Regions from separate parts of the Homo sapiens genome. Here region 2 is linked to region 1. Evidence: read pairs that join two places in POLR2A ChIA-PET (ENCODE). Cell type or tissue: GM12878. All regions are shown on one strand. Each heading gives the region's core, and the rest is flanking DNA. Links, peaks and the distances in the headings are about the cores only. Region 1 has its middle 430 kb from the start of DMAC1. Region 2 has its middle 500 kb from the start of DMAC1.

Region 1 (2,923 bases), core at 255-2,754:
GTAACATTTTTCTTTTTATTTCCTTTTTAATCTTATTGACAATTGACAATTTATAATTGTATATATTTGTGGGCTACAAAGTGATAATATGATTTATGATTACAATGTGGAATAATTAAATTAAGCTAGTTAACATATCCATCACCACAAATACTTATTTTTCATACTGAAAACATTTGAAATTTAGTCTCTTAGCAATTTTGAAATGTACAATAAACTAATAATAACTATATTAACCACACCATGCAATAGATGGCAAAAAAAAAAAAAAACAATTATTCCTCCTGTCCAGCTGAGATTTTGTACCCTTTGACCACCATCTCCCCACTCCCCCTAACCCCCAACCTCGGTAACCATCATGCTACTGTCTGCTTCTATGAGTGTGATTGTTTTACATTCCACATGTAACTGAGAACATACAGTATTTCTCTTTCTGTGCCTGGCTTCTTTCACTTAGTATAATGTCATCTAGGTTCATCCATGTTGTCATAAATGAAAGAATTTCCTTTTGTTAAGTCTGAATGGTATTCCATTGTGTATACATAACACATCTTTATTCATCTGTTGATAAATATTTAATGTTGATTCCATAACTTGAAGAGTGCTGTCATGAATATGGGCGTGCGGATATCACTGTGATATACTGATTTAAAATGTTCTGGGTAAATACCCAGAAGTGGGATTGAAGGACCTGGAATATTAGTTCTCACTGGTACTAGGCAGACTGCTCTATTGTGCTGATGTCCGGCTTGGAATTGAGGAAACCTGAATTTTTACCATGTTATTACTGCTCATAACAGATACGCGGGAATCTGGGTTCAAGTGCTAAAATTTTTTAATATAACAGAAGTATATTTACTTTTTTTTTGAGACAGAGTTTTACTCTGTCACCCAGGCTGAAGTGTAGTGGTGCAACATCGACTCACTGCAGCCTGCGCCTCCGGAGTTCAAGTGATTCTCATGCCTCAGCCTCCTGAGCAGCTGGGACCGCAGGCACGCACCACCACACCCAGCTAAATTTTTGTATTTTTAGTAGAGACAGGGTTTCACTATGTTGGCCAGGCTGGTCTCAAACTCCTGACCTCAGTGATCCACCCGACTCAGCCTCCCGAGCAGCTGGGACCGCAGGCACGCACCACCACACCTGGCTAAATTTTTGTATTTTTAGTAGAGACAGGGTCTCACTATGTTGGTCAGGCTGGTCTCAAACTCCTGACCTCAGTGATCCACCCGACTCAGCCTCCCAAAGTGCTGGAATTACAGGCATGAGCCACCGCACCTGGCCTAATATTTACTTTTAAAACATAAATTCACCTAGGCCTTATTTACCTGAGAGTATCATAACAGTTAGTGACAATAAAAACTGAAGTGGCATAGACTCCTGCCTTCACATGCTAATATACAACCATAGTCCCTCATGAAATAACCCCTATTTTCTCATATGTTTCCAGCAATCCCAAGGAACTTTATATGTGCTCGCAAACCAGTCCATTCCTACCAGGCACCTCTATTTCTACTGAACCCAAACCCTCATGGTGCCAAATCTTGGTCCATAGTGATGGGGAAAAGATGCCACTCAGCCCTCTGCTATGTGAGCTAGACCCTCTCAGAGGAGCTAGAAAGCAGTATCGCTTCTGCCCTTCAGCTTTCCAATGTTTTCAGTGGAATAGCTCTGCCATGTTTAACCTACATCCCTTTATCTTCATAGAACCAGGAACAAATACCCAAGAGATAGATGTGAGTGGCAGCCTGCACATGGTACCAGGATGTCCCTTCTCTCTGACTACCAAGACTTAGTTACAACTGAACCAAGCTCCTCATACCAGTGCCCTTTTCCTGAGGGTCCTCAGTACTTCATAAAAACAGACTTCTAGCAAACTACTTCAAACCTACCAGTCACTCAACAGATGCTTACTGAGTGCCTGCTATGCACCAAAAATAACTGACCTCAACTTTCTAAGGCATTGGCTCTCTTTAGATCCCAGACAAATCCTACATCATCTCCACTCCTGCCAAAATGTAAGCACCACCAGCAGTCACTGGTACCCGGATGGATTTCCAACTCTATCATCATTTGAATGCCTGTAATATTAATCATTCTGCACTCAAATATCTCTTTTCTAAAGAAGTACTCAGGCTTAGCTATACTTAAAAAGCTTCTATAGGCAGTTGGGAAAATGAAACAATCCTGCCAACAGAAGACTCCTTTACACCAACATAGAAAAAAGAATAGGCATTACTATTAAAGAACAGGCATTATCAGATTTGCACACACGTAAGATAGGACAGAAATGACTACAAAGGCTTAATCAAATTTCACCAAAATTTAGGCAGCGGTGTGAAAGAAGGTACAATGAAAAATTGTCTTATCTCCTTGAGAGATAAATAGATGCACCTTGTAATTGTCTCCTGTGTACCTTGAGAGGAAGTTACTTAGAAGGTATGTATTTACAGCTCTCAATCAGAAAGCCCATCATCTATCATCTTACACTATAAAATCAAAAGGTCGGGCTTCTTATTGAGCCTCTTTTTTTTTTTTTTTTTTTTTTTTTTGAGACGGAGTTTTGCTCTGTCCCCGCCAGGCTGGAGTGCAATGGCACGATCTGGGCTCACTGCAAGCTCTGCCTCCTGGGTTCACGCCATTCTCCTGCCTCAGCCTCCCGAGTGGCTGGGACTACAAGCGTCCGCCACCACGCCCGGCTAATTTTTTGTACTTTTAGTAGAGACAGGGTTTCACCGTGTTAGCCAGGATGGTCTCGATATCCTGACCTCATGATCCGCCTGCCTCGGCCTCCCAAAGTGCTGGGATTAGAGGCGTGAGCCACCTCGCCTGGCTACCTATTATGTTTTCAAGGAAACACCCTAAAGAAGAGTCACCTCTTTCCTAAAGAAAATTTCATCATTTTATTCTTATATGGCTTGA
Region 2 (2,923 bases), core at 267-2,766, 69 kb after region 1:
AGTGATAGAAAACAAATATAGCCACATATAATACACCCTGATCAATTTGTCATTCTCCTACTTCACACTTACAATACTGCCCAAGTCTTTTCATGATGTCCTCTTCAACAGGGAGCATAACCAAAGCTTTTGACAGGTGTTCAGCAAAATGATTTGAACATTGTATCTGATTGATAACTGTGTTGCTGAATTCATATTATACTGTCAAGGTTTACAAGAGAGCATTAGGAAAATACTACTATGATTTACCTCAGCGCTTTAACACATTCTACTCTTAAAATAGGTATTCCTGGCCAGGCACCATGGTTCACATCTGTAATGCCAACACTTTGGGAGGCTGAGGCAGGTAGATCAATTGGGACCAGGAGTTCAAGACCAGCCTGGACAACATGGTGAAACCCCGTCTCTACTGAAAATACAAAAATTAGCCAGACATGGTGACACATGCCTGTTGTCCCAGCAACTCAGGAGGCTAAGGCACAAGAATCACTTGAACCCAGGAGGTGGAGGTTGCAGTGAGCTGAGATCGCATCATTGCACTCCAGCCTAGGCTACAGAGCAAAACCCTGTCTCAAAAAAAAAAAAAAGGCATTCCTTGTTATCTGATGGCTTCATATCCACCATTCCACTAAAGCAAGAAATAAATTTCATATACATTTCCTGAAGCCGCACGGTTTGGAATTTTCAAATTTTCTGAGTGTTTTTTGGACCCTATCACAAGGTAATAAAAGAGCAGCTATGACTCAGTTAAAAATGTTCACCCAAATTGCAATTCTAACTTCTTTGTTGAAGAGGAAACCAGCAGCTTCTGCATAGTGTCCTGGTTTAATAGGTAGTCCAGTGGATCCAAGCACAAACTCGATAAGTAAGTTTAACTATGATTTATTTTTCCATTGTTATCCCTGACTTGTCTCCCAAACCCTCCACCACTAAATGGCCCAAGGCCAGAGCATGGCAACCATTGTTTCCTGGATATTGTTGTGCCCCCATCTCCTCATGCACCTTCTACACATCCTTGTTATGTTTCCATCACTTTCCTCATGTGTAACACTTAGATAATGGTGAACGTTCACACCTCTCACAAGTTTGCTAAAATCAAGTGAGGTAACAAATGTGAAATTGTTTCCAAATGAGAAAAGACTTTTATGAATGTGACAAATGCTTTTCTTTAATGAGCAACCATTTTATAGAATAATAGAAACTTGGTGTTGAGAATTTTGTCACATGCCAACTGAATATCTGAATCTCTTTCCCAACAGCCTGTATTCATTCATTCATCAAATGTGTATAAAAAATCAACTAAGATCTATGCATTAGGGAAGGCCCCTTCCAGTGACCTCTAGCTGATACCTTCCACTGACAAGGAACTCATTACATCCTAAATGACCTCATTCCATTTGAGGTAGTTTCGATGTCAGAAACTTCTTCCTCTCTCTGTAGAAAGAGCCCCCAGTAACCTCAGCAGTAGATAAGTTCTGGGCATGGAAAGTGAAGTGTCAAGCGGTGGTTTACCACTAGCTGGGAGATATGAGTTACACACCAGAAGTGAGAGTGAACAAGGCAGGGTAGTGGCTTCATTGTGTGGGTACTGAGTAAATGTCCTCAGAATAGCTAAAAGAAACAATGAAATCTTCACAGAGGAAATAGAACTTAAACGGAGCCTTAAATGTCAGCCAGAACATGAGAAGCAGGAAGGCAATTTTAGATGAGATGAACAAAAGGAATAAAGGCTTAGCATGCACTCCTGGGAAAAACAAGATGTGTTTGACAATACTGGAGGATCCTGAAATCTTGACAAAGGAGTTTAAATTGATACAGTGGGAACCAGGAAGCCTCTGAAAGTCACTGAAGCATTATTAGTTTCATTCTCACAAGAGTACTTTTTATCTGAACAACAAATGGATGTTCTCCTTCATCCAGAAGAGGAAAGTAGAGACAGGATAGTACAGGATAGGTCCAAAGCTGGCTTCAGGCAAAAGGCCAGTTCCAGAGAAGAAGGGTTTGAAACAAGACCAAAGCCTGTGGTTGTTGAATCAACTGTTACTTGTTTTACAAATTTGTCTGAGGGATTGCCAGAAGCAAGTGTCCTCTGGTCACCTGTTCCTTTGTGCAGTGTGGCTTCTGAGGTTTGTGTAAAATTATTTGTTCTCTGCACTTTGCCAAGAGGGATGGAGTATTTTTACTGGCGCCATAATTCAGGAAACATAAATCCTATAGCACAGACACTACAAATAAATGAGATCTTTTTTGTTTTGTTTTTGTTTTGGTTTTGAGATAGAGTCTCCTTCTGTCACCAGGCTGGAGTACAGTGGCACAGTCTCAGCTCACTGCAACCTCGTCCTCTCGGGTTCAAGTGATTCTCCTGCCTCAGCCTCCCAAGTAGCTGGGACTACAGGCGCGCGCCACCATGCCCAGCTTTTTTTTTTTTTTTTTTTTTTTTTGTATTTTTAGTAGAGACGGGGTTTCACCATGTTGGCCAGGATGGTCTTGATCTCTTGACCTCGTGATCCACCCACCTAGGCCTCCCAAAGTGCTGGGATTACAGGCATGAGCCACCAAACCCGGCCGAGATCTTTTAATTAATCTTTGGATTCAATCTCTACATTTCTTCCTGAACATTCCTTACAGCGAGATTTCTCTGAGTTGGAGTTGGGACCATTCTCACATTCCACCACATGGCTCACTCGGGTGGATTTCATGTAAGTTGCCTCTAAGTAAAATGACTGAGGATAGATTTCTTGGACCCTGTGATACTGGATGAACAACATCCTATAGGATGTTATGGTAGCCAGTTTTAAAAGCTGCTAAATCAGAGAGGCTACCTCGGTCTGGGACAGCACTCATTCAGATTGATTGAATATTAGGGAGATGGGTGTTATACACAGTGATTGACCAAGGAGGTTTGCTGTCTTTTGATCCCCTA

Evidence for each region. Peaks named below come from ENCODE experiments on the same cell type or tissue, not always from the same donor. Only the 100,000 strongest peaks of a DNase experiment are listed, where the experiment ranks them.
Region 2: POLR2A ChIA-PET joins it to region 1 with 8 read pairs; 3 of 35 experiments call an interaction of 5 or more read pairs at or near these places.

The regions. Positions count from the first base shown.
Region 1 is chr9:7,365,422-7,368,344 of GRCh38, reverse strand. No RefSeq gene overlaps it. Among named protein-coding and RNA genes, the nearest start is that of DMAC1, 430 kb to the left of the region's middle. In GM12878, for the core only: no CTCF peak of the experiment used is centred there; no DNase peak of the experiment used is centred there.
Region 2 is chr9:7,296,886-7,299,808 of GRCh38, reverse strand. No RefSeq gene overlaps it. Among named protein-coding and RNA genes, the nearest start is that of DMAC1, 500 kb to the left of the region's middle. In GM12878, for the core only: no CTCF peak of the experiment used is centred there; a DNase peak (open chromatin) is centred at 1,498; H3K4me3 peaks cover 608 bases; H3K27ac peaks cover 725 bases.